Linked DNA regions of Homo sapiens: region 1 is linked to region 2. A link is an interaction called in ENCODE POLR2A ChIA-PET data of the cell type or tissue named here. Cell type or tissue: A673. All regions are shown on one strand. Each heading gives the region's core, and the rest is flanking DNA. Links, peaks and the distances in the headings are about the cores only.

Region 1 (5,370 bases), core at 93-5,092, 100 kb after region 2:
AAATGTAGTTTGGGGTAAAATATTTTTAATTCCTTCACATCTACAGCCTGATGCACCTGCCGTTTCAACGCACCATTGTTGGTGGCAACTCCATTCTTCCCTACACTCAAGCCAAAAAACCAGGTTCTCCTTGAGGCTAGTCTTTTTCTCACAGCACACATTCAATTTGTCAGAAAACTTATGTTTCCTGTTTGGTTAATGACAGATTTTGATCTGCCCAATCTTTCTCTTTCTTGGTCTCTGAATTTTGGCAAAGAAGTCTCCTGATACAGGCAGGATCGATTCTACTGACGATTCTCAAAACTGTCAGACACTTAAGAGCCTTAATCTCAGGGTCGGGGTTTGGGCTGCCCTCGAACCTTTTCTTTGGGCCTACCCATCAAAATCAGCCTGGCCAGGCCTGTCTTCAAGGCCCAGGGGCAGGGCCAAGTCCTCCCGATGTTTCTTGAAGCTTCTCCCGCCAGGTCGGCAGCCACCCTCCCCTTCCCTCTGACCTGCAGAGAAGCTTCAGGGGGCATTTATTCAATTTGCTAGGAGCCCACGGGCGCAGGTGCACGGTGACTCTGTGGTTCCCACTGCACCCACCGCCCTCCTTTGTCCTCTCACTGTCTGCAGCGGGCAGTAATGTTCCGGGTGAGCTTGGGCTCCAAAGACACCCAGTCAAGGAGGGACCAGTAGGGAAGGCCACTGGCCCCTTATGTCCTTCGCACCCAGGGATCCGAAAAAGATCTTGAAGAAACAGAAAGGGAGAGTTGGAAGTAGATCAAAGGGAAAGAAAGAAAATCCTAGATTTCCTATCTGAAGGCACCATGAAGGGAAACTCCGTCTCCTCTGGGCCACGTCCTCACGTTGCTGGTGAACCGAGTTCCGTTCTCCATTGGAGACCAAATCAGTTGACTTTGGCTTGACTCCTAGTGAAGAAGCCCTGCTTTGTCCTCTCCTGTTTCACTCTTGGTCCTGAAGCACTTGATTGTCTCTCCCGGGCTTTCGATGGATTTCAGGGATGCAACTGAGAAATTTGTTTTTAGTACACCTACTTGAAGTAAGAATATTTTAAAGTATTTTTGCAAAGAAAAACGTTTCCTTTTGCAATGAAGACATTCAGATGTGAGGAAAATCACTAGGCTGGGGAAAGCAAATGCTGTTGAGAATGTCTCACAAACACAAATTCCACATCAGCAGGTAGGTTTGACCCTCAGGTTGGGCACATTTTAAGTGCACTGTTGGAACTTAAGATGAATCTAGGACATTCATGATTAATATTTTTAGTTTTTTAGTACAATTTAATATTTTAAATTTAAATACACATTCTGAAAATTGTATAACCAGCACAAGAAACCGGCTTTACGCCATATTTACAAACATAGGAAAGAAAGATGATATTTTAAATGACAATGCTTCATAAATGGCAACATTTTTAAAGTACCTAGAGAAAAAAAGTTAACCTAGAATTCTATGCAAAAATAAAATTTCAAAACTGTGAGTGAAATAAGAACATTGAAAAACATACGGAAGCTAAAAGAATTCACCAACCCACGCTACAAGAAATCTTGCGTCCTCCAGGCAGAAGCAAAAGGATACCAGATAAAAATGTGGTCCTACACAAAGAAACGAATATTGGAAATGGCATTTAGAAAGCATGTACTACACGTTTTCTTATAATTTAAATCTTTCAAAAAATATTTGACGTAACAAATAAAAGTAATAATAATGAATCACAAAGGTTATAGTGCATAAAGTAAAGATACATAACACTAGGATAAAGGCCAGAAAGGGAGGCATAATGACACTAGAAAGCAGACTATGATAAATTAAAGATGTATTCCGGAAACCCTAAAGCAGCCTCTGAAATAAGAAAACGGTTATAGCTAATAAAGCAACAAAGGAAAGAAAACGGAATGAAATAAAAGCTATGTAAACACTATGCTGGAACAACTACTCTCCAGGCCTCCACCCTATAGAAATACACCAGTGGCCAATGAGAGTGTACAAGAATGATGACTGCAGCATTACTTGTAATCATAAAATGATAAAACCAACGTAATTTTAAAGATATAGGAAAAGGGTTTTATTTATTTAACGGACAGACAATTGAACAAGCAAACAATGGGAGCAAGTCCTTTGCCAAAAGGAACACAGAGGGTCATGATGATGCTACTCCTCCAAGGATTTCAGAGTTCCCAGACGCCTAGTTTTCTGTCTAGTTCTTCTGGAAGATGTTATTCTTGGGGAGCAATAGGTCCTCGAGTTTGGGGCTCTTTCAGGTTCTCTCTCCATTTCCCCATTCTACTACAATAAACAAACAAACAAACAAAACAATTCTCACTTCCAGAAGATCCTGCCTGTGCCCCTTCATGAGCCTTTCAGGAGGTCTGGATGTCTGGTCCACCGCTCCCCGGCTTCTTTCCCAGCTTTTGCTTTTTCCTTTCCCAGCTCTTGACCTACCACCCCACGGCCGCACCACCGCCCAGCTGAGCCCCCGTGGCTCCACCGCGCAGAAGGTGCGCCAGAGACCCTGCCAGTTGCCCTCCCTGCCGGGTGCCGAGAAATCAACGCTTTGTAAAAAGAACTTCCCCGTGGAAAAAATCTCTTGATTTCCACTCTCAGGGCTCTTCAAAGGACTAAAAGCTAAAGGCGACGATGAATTCATTCCACAAGTCCTAGTCGTGCGCCCTGGTGAGTACCAGACCCTGCTCCCCGCGAGGGGACCCACGAGCGACCCTCACCACCATCCCTGCCCTGGTGGAGCCCCCGTGCGGAACACAGGATCCGAAGATGGCAGCGGAAGCTCCTCAGCGGCCCGGAAAGCGACTGGGCAGGGTGGGCACAGGCTCCTTCAATGGGTGAAGGCGGCGCAAAGAACGGGAAGAACCATCCCAGGAGCCCACAGGGCGTTCAGCTTCCCTTGGGGCCCCAGGCAGCTCGGGCTGGGTCGCCCACCAGGGAGTTTCTGGAAGCTTCTGCAGCAGGCGAGGGGCAGGGCGGGCGAAGGCAATTCTGCTGTTCTTCTGGCTCCAGAATCTCCTAACACGCAGGCGTCCAACGTGACCGGCGCGACTCACCGCTCTAATCTCTCTGGTTTTCCAAGGCCTTGCTCAGTGGTCCTGCCCGGTGGGCCCTGAGAATAGACGGAACGGAGGAAGTTCAGTGAGTGCGCCCTTCCTAGATGCCCAGTAGAGTTGGAAGCGCTTGTCTCTGTGGCGCAATCGGTTAGCGCGTTCGGCTGTTAACTGAAAGGTTGGTGGTTCGAGCCCACCCAGGGACGCTTATTGGAACTTTTGAAGCATTCACGCAATGTCAATCACTAGATAAATGGGGAAGATTTTATCTTCCCAAAGTCTCAAGCCACTAATTTATGACAGATCCATGTCAAGGGCCGCCCACCTCCCCGACCAGATTCTTAGCCGGCTATCTCCTGAAATGCCGGGTTTACACCTGTGTCACTAAGGAATCCTGAAACAGAGACCTAGGAACCCACTTCTGATGTGATAAAATTCTAATTCAGTCCGTTATACGCTTAAACGAGTATTTACGTGTCTCCATTTTTTCATATTTTAGTAATAGGAGTCCAGTATTACCTCCAGGATGTGCCTGGGTTTCCTGATTGCTCTATCAATAATGTGACCAGTGGAATCATTCATCATGAAAGTGATTCTCTCCATCATTTTTGAAAATAGTATTTTTCCTCAGTTTATGCATGATTTATTTAACCCTTTTCAAAATGTTTTTGTTAGCCAGGTATGGTGGCATGCACCTGTAATCCCAGCTACTCGGGAGGCTGAGGCAGGAAAATCGTTTGAACTTGGGAGGTGGAGGCTGCAGTGAGCTGAGATCACACCGCTGCACTGCCTGGGTATCAGAGCGAGACTCCATCTCAAAAAAACAAAATGTTTTTGAGATGACTTTAGTTTCATAGTTTTAGGATTACAAAGAATGCTGCAGTCACCAGTCCTGTACAGATATCTTTGGTCATTGTGGAAATGTTTACCCTGCAGACATTTCTATAGTGTAGAGAGCTGGATGTGCCATTGCTACATTATAGTGCTTGTATAATGCTTCTAATCTGAGTCCATTCTGCAAATGTATCTTTCACGGGAGCAGTACCAAATAATATTCCAATATGAATGTTTATAAGAGGAAAAATGTGCAGATGTGCAGTTGAGCTGCGTGCCTCTCCATGGGGCTCATGTTCATAAAATGGTGGCGTTAGCAATCATCTGAGAGTGGAGTTTGTGGCCCTCTGACGTCAAAATCTGAGGCAATGGACATGAAAACCCTCACTGTACATCCTCTGTAGTCTGGCCAGAATGATTCCTAGGTCGGTGGTCTCTTATCAGGAGGGAATGCTGCTTGCTTGTTTTGTCAAAACCACAAAAGGGAGGGAAAGCATCAGGCTGTTGGTTGATAACAGCAGTGAAGCAAGTCTCTCCAAAGGCTTGGATTGTTAACCCTTAGGAAAAAAAATCCTAATTCTTGCCAGATGGTGCCGTGCATTTCCAGGCTCTTGGTGTCCCAAACAAAGAACTGTACATGACACACACAAAGCAGCAAAGCAAAGCAAAATTTATTAAGCACAGTAACAGTCTCAGAGTGGGGAGAGTGGGCTGATCTCTGGGATGTGAGATCAGTATTAGTTTGGTGTACGTTGGGTCTTTTTATGTGTGTTTCTTTCTCTTCTCTTCCCAAGGATGCCTAATCGTTAGCCAGTGTTTGCCTTTTGATTGATAGGTGGGTTGCTTAGTTACTTTGGCCCTTGTGTGCTTGCACATTGCCTCCATCCCATAATTTTAAGTACATGCATGATGTGCAGTCCATATGCATGAGTTTTAATGAGCTGATTATCATATGGAGTCATGTTAAGGATACTTTTTTTCTCTAATGCACATGCCTATCTCTGAGGAGCTGCCCCTTTACTGGTTTGGATCTCACCGGCCATGGGGTCCTGGCTTGCTTTTCTTTTTTTTTTTTTTTTTTGAGACAGAGTCTCGCTCTGTTGCACAGTCTGGAGTGTAGTGGTGCAATCTCGGCTCACTGCAACCTCTGCCTCCCGGGTTCAAGCGATGCTCCTGTCTCAGCCTCCCAAGTAGCTGGGAGTACAGGAGTGCACCACCACGCCCAGCTAATTTTTTGTATTTTTAGTAGAGATGGGGTTTCGCCATGTTGGCCAGGCTGGTCTCAAACTCCTGACCTCAGGTGATCTGCCTGCCTTGGCCTCCCAAAGTGCTGGGATTACAGGCATGAGCCACCGTGCCCAGCCTTGCTTGCTTTTTTAAATCTTACTTTTTGTTTTGGCTGCTCAACTTCTGCCTTATATCTTGCTTCTTGCTCTCCCACCCCATCACCTTGCTTCTTTCTCTGCTTTCACTCACT
Region 2 (5,370 bases), core at 228-5,227:
CCAGGCACGGGCCCCCAGGGGCAGTTACTAAGGAGTCTGGCTTGCCAACTCGTCCTAGCTGTGGGCTCAGGCTTCCCCAGGGAGTGTGGGCCTGGCCAGGCAGGTAGATTGGCACTTGGCCCATGCCTGGCCACTCCCTGAGATCCACAGTTTCCTGGGGCCAGGGAGGCTGAGTCCCAGGGCCTCACGCACTGTATGTGCTGCAGCTTGGAGAAGGAAGCCCTGGAGGGCAGCCTGTTTGAGGTGCAATGGCAGCTGGCCCAGCTTGAGGCCCGCCGGGAGCAGCTGGAAGCCGAGGGGCAGGCCCTGCTGCTGGCCAAGGAGACCCTGACTGGTACGAGTGGCTGGGGACTTGGGGGGAACACCAGGTTCCAGCCCAGACTGCAACCTCCCAATGTCTGTAGTCTCACAGAAGTTGGGAGCACTGGAGTAGGAGTCTGGCTGGCCTGGGTTCCAGTCCTGTGCCACCACTTAGATCTCACCTTCCCTTGAGCAAGCCCCTTTCCTCTCTGGGCTGCAGATTCCTCAGCTGATGATTGGAGGTGGCAATGCCCACCTTCTAAGCCTGTTGCCAGGATGACATGGGAAAAGCGTGTAAGGCCGTGGCACGGTGCCTGGCTGAGTCAACAGTAACTGCTGTTCATCGGTCATCAGGCCTGTTAGTCTGAGTTCTCTGTGGTTTTCAGATGACTCTCTTGGCCCCAGAATCCGAGCCCCACTTCCCTGCACCGTTCCCCATCGAATCTCTGAACTCAGGGCTTCTTTCTGCTCATCTAACATTAACTAAGCACCTACTTGGGTCATGGAAATTAATTTTCCTGTCCATGTACACCTGAGCCAGACAGAACCAGGAAGGGAAATGCTGGTGGGTTTCCAACCCGGGAGATGGTTTTTAGATGATGGCTATACCATTTCCATTCCCTGTAGTCGTTTCCATTAATGCTGATAGTTAATGCTTGACAGGTATGTTCATGTCAGTCATTAAAGGAGATGCTTTATGTGTAGCTGTGCAGCTGTGGGAAGTTGCTGCTGATCTCCTCTGATCCTCCATTTCATCATCTGTTAAACGGGGATGAGGATAAACTACATAGGCATGTTATGAAGACAAAATGAGGTTATGTCTAAAATACTTAGCTGGGTGCTTGACGCATAGTAAGTGCTGAGTCAGTAATAGGGTTTTTGTTTGTTTGTTTGTTTTTGTTTGTTTGTTTTGAGATGGAGTTTCACTCTTGTTGCCCAGGCTGGAGTGCAATGGCGCGATTTTGGCTCACCTCAACCTCCGCCTCCCAGGTTCAAGCGATTCTCCTGCCTCAGCCTTCCAAGTAGCTGGGATTACAGGCACGCGCCACCATGCCTGGCTAATTTTGTATTTTTAGTAGAGACGGGGTTTCACCATGTTGGTCAAGCTGGTCTCGAACTCTCGACCTCAGGTGATCTGCCCACTTCGGCCTCCCAAAGTGCTGGGATTACAGGCATGAGCCACCGCGCCCAGCCTGTTTGATTTTTTGAGACAGAGTCTCACTCTTGTCGCCCAGGTTGGAGTGCAGTGGTGCGATCTGAGCTCACTGCAACTTCTGCCTCTTGGGTTCAAGCGATTCTCCTGCCTCAGCCTCCCAAGTAGCTAGGACTACATACGTCCGCCACCATGCCCAGCTAATTGTTGTATTTTTAGTAGAGACAGGGTTTCACCGTGTTGGCCAGGCTGGTCTTGAACTCCTTACCTAAGGTGATCCACCTGCCCCAGCTTCCCAAAGTGCTGGGATTACAGGAGTGAGCCATGGCACCTGGCCTAGGGTTGTTATATGTTTGACATCCGTCCCATTTGGGAGGCCTTCTCATCAGTCATTTTATGCCTTTAATGCCATTCTAGGTAGGCAGGAAAGGGGTCAGGGCCAGTGGGCCCATGTAGCAGATAGGGAAACTGAGGCCCAGAGAGGACAAGCCACTTCTTCAAGAGGACCCAAACTGGATGCCAGGCAGGCCCTCTGCCTCTGGGATTTTGCCCATATGGCTCAACTGGCCTAAGTCTGCTGGCCCAAGGAAAAATTTCAACCCAACCCTGCCCTTTCCCCCATTCCTCTCGTGCAGGGGAGTTGGCGGGCCTGCGGCAGCAAATAATAGCTACGCAGGAGAAAGCCAGTCTAGACAAGGAGCTGATGGCCCAGAAGCTGGTGCAGGCTGAGCGGGAGGCCCAGGCCTCTCTGCGGGAGCAGTGGGCAGCCCAGGAGGAGGACTTACAGTGACTCCAGCGTGAAAAGGTTCAGGCAGCTGGGGAGGGGTGGGCAGAAGTCTGAGCCAGTGTTTCATCATCGTTCTTGCTCTGCCTCGGTCTGTACATCTGTGAAATGGGACTCCCTCTCTGTTGTGGAGGCCCTGGGGACAGCTGGGAGGACTGGAGGGGTGGTGGGGAGGTTGTGGTCCTTATTAGACATTCAGATACCCAGGTCCCAAATCTGGTCCAGCCCTGGTAATCCTGATGCAGAGGGTCCACAACCACATTTGGGAAATGTTGACCTAATGCACAGCAGGAAAGCACTTTCATTTGCTAAGAAGTTTCCATATGAAGGGCCACGCAGACCTGAGCATGTAGAAAGGCAAGGGGCCAGGGAAGTTACTAGAACACTGACTCTGGGGTTATATTGCCTGGGTTTGAATCTAATCTTGGTCGCTTACTGGTGATGCTACCCAAGGTGTCTGTGCCTTCATTTCCCCACCTGTAGAAATAGGGATAGGATAGTGGAAGGTATTGAGGATGAGCTGAGACCATCTGCATAGAGGGCTTAACATAGTGACTGGTACTTAGCAAATGCTCCATGAGTTATGATTGCTGGCACTGGCATGCTCTCCAGAGTGGCCCTCAGAACAGGGGCCCTCAGCCACCAAATCCTAGACAGGGCTTCCTCTGACAGAGGTGCAGGCTATGACTACATGGCTCCAGGGCATGCCACTCACCCTGCAGTCCCCATGGCCTTGGGTGGTGGTTATCACGCTTCTCCATCAGGGGGCGGTAAAGCTCTTTCCGAAAGTGCTGGGATTCCAGGCATGAGCTATGGTGAAGCTCTTAAAGAAGGGGTGGCTTGGCCGGGCGTGCTGACTCATGCCTGTAATCCCAGCACTTTGGGAGGCTGAGGTGGGCGGATCACGAGGTCAGGAGATCGAGACCATCCTAGCTAACACAGTGAAACCCTATCTCTCCTAAAATCACAAAAAATTAGCTGGGCATGGTGGCACGCGCCTGTAGTCCCAGATACTTGGGAGGGTAAGGCAGAAGAATCGCTTCAACCTGGGAGGCAGAGGTTGCAGTGAGCCAAAATCACGCCACTGCACTCCAGCCTGGGTGACAGAGCGAGACTCTGTCTAAAAAAAAAAAAAAAAAAGAAGTGGCAGCTCTGTCTGCTTCTCACAGAGTTGCTAGGGACAACTGCTGAGGCAGGCACCTGCCCTCGGGCTCCCCGGGTGGGCTGCTATTTGCCTGTGGGCTCTGCCTGCCCGCCTGTCCAGTCCCCAGGGATCTGAACTGTGACCTCCCCCTTGCTCTTCTTGCCCTTTGCATTGCCTGGCTTGGCCTCATTAATGTCCCCAAATCTGTGTTCTTCTCTCCAGCTCCTCTGGCAACCCCTGACCCCCTTCATTCCTCACAGCCAGTCCTAACTCTCCTCCATCCCAACCCCAATCCCTCTTCCACAGCTGTCGGAACATCCCCTAAGCTAAAAATCAGATTGCTCCTTGTCACCTTGGCTCGAGTCCTCTCTCCCACTCCCCTCACTGTCCTTAGAATCCCCATGGCCCACACGGCCTGTCCTGGCCCAGCCACTGCCTGGGGCTCTGGCCCTGTGACTCACCGTGCCCTGTTTCCCTCTGCACCCTGCATCCTGTAGTCCTTTCCAGGGGCTGTGCTCTTGGCCTGGGGTGGTCTTTTCTCTCCTTACCTGGCTGACAGTTACTTGTCTCTCCGCAGGGGATCATGTTCGGACCCCCAGGCCAGCCCACTGCTGCTCCTTGGCACTTTCACGGCCCTGGCGTGTCCCCGTCATAGCCCTTATCAGTCCCTTGTATTTACCTGGTCACCCTCCATCTCTGAGGGTATGGGGGCCAGATGGCTCTTGCTGCCCTGATGTTTTGGGGGGTCTGCCTGGGCCCCTCCTGGTGTGTCACACGCGTCCAGTCCTGGCCCCCTAGGAGGCAGCATGGCGGGAGCTGGAGGCCGAGCGGGCCCAGCTGCAGAGTCAGCTGCAGCGTGAGCAGGAGGAGCTGCTGGCCCGGCGGAAGGCTGAGAAGGAACAGCTGAGTGAGGAGATTGCTGCCCTGCAGCAGGAGCATGACGAGGGCCTCCTCCTGGCCGAGAGCGAGAAGCAGCAGGTTCGTGAGCCCTGGCGTGGCCTCTGCTGCTCTCTGAGCTGCTCCAGTTCTGGGGCCGGGCCCTGCTCTGCCACTTGGCAGCTAGGAGCCCTGGGGCAGGCCACTGCCCTCTTGGGGGCCTCAGTTTCCTTACCTGCAGGAGGGGAGGATTAGAAGGGGGTTCGTGAGGCTTTGCTGTGCTCCATGCCTGGCACACAGTGAGCACTTACTGAGTGACAGTGACAGTCGTGACACCAGGAAAGCTGTTCCATATTCTCCCATGCCTCGTCCCACCCCACGCTGGGCATGGATCCTCATGGCTGCCTTCTGAGCAGTCCCCACGATGCCCACAGGCATCAGCTGACGTGTCCCCCCAAATAACAAATCCCTAACTTTCCTATAATGTAACGGAGACAGGGCAGACTGTGCCCATCTCCTCTCCTCACCAGCTGTGTACCTGGGCGAGTCACTTTACCTCCTTGAGCCTCAGTTTCCTCATCTGTAAGATGGGTAGAAAGAAAGACTCTGCAGTCAGGGTGCTGTGGCGGGTTAGTGAGCTCTATGAGTGGTATCCACGTCCGGGATTCTTGTGACTGCCGTTGTGCCCTTTTCCAGGGCTGCATGTCTGCCCTGGGTCCACCTGCAGTGGCACACTCAGGCCTCTAAGCCCCCAGTGGGCACATTTCCTAGGCAGCAAGAAGCCTGAGCATGCCCCCAGGACCAGCCCATCCCCCAAGCCCTTTGTCCCCTGCCTCTGCCCAGGCCTTGTCTCTGAAGGAGTCTGAGAAGATGGCGCTGTCAGAGAAGTTGATGGGTACACGGCACAGCCTGGCCACCATCTCCCTGGAGATGGAGCGGCAGAAACCAGATGCCCAGAGCCGGCAGGAGCAGGACCGGGTAGGCCTGCCGTCGTAGGGAGGCTTGCGGAGCAGGAGCGCCCTCTCTCCACCGAGCTATCCCGCGGTTTCCAGCATCCCATCTGGCGGACTCCTCTTCCTCTCTCTTCTCCTACTCTGGGTCTTCTATCCTGGT

What was found. ChIA-PET counts read pairs that join two places held together with the same protein. Peaks named below come from ENCODE experiments on the same cell type or tissue, not always from the same donor. Only the 100,000 strongest peaks of a DNase experiment are listed, where the experiment ranks them.
Region 1: POLR2A ChIA-PET joins it to region 2 with 6 read pairs; 10 of 35 experiments call an interaction of 5 or more read pairs at or near these places.

Annotation. Positions count from the first base shown.
Region 1 is chr1:16,518,480-16,523,849 of GRCh38, reverse strand. It overlaps TRN-GTT5-1 (tRNA-Asn (anticodon GTT) 5-1), which reads left to right and starts at 3,192; the gene lies at 3,192-3,265. In A673, for the core only: no CTCF peak of the experiment used is centred there; no DNase peak of the experiment used is centred there.
Region 2 is chr1:16,618,834-16,624,203 of GRCh38, reverse strand. It overlaps the pseudogene CROCCP2. Among named protein-coding and RNA genes, the nearest start is that of NBPF1, 8.0 kb to the right of the region's middle. RefSeq lists enhancers at 1-373, 3,646-4,314, 4,315-4,982, 4,983-5,370. In A673, for the core only: a CTCF peak has its summit at 2,974 (motif pointing right); a DNase peak (open chromatin) is centred at 3,023; H3K27ac peaks cover 811 bases.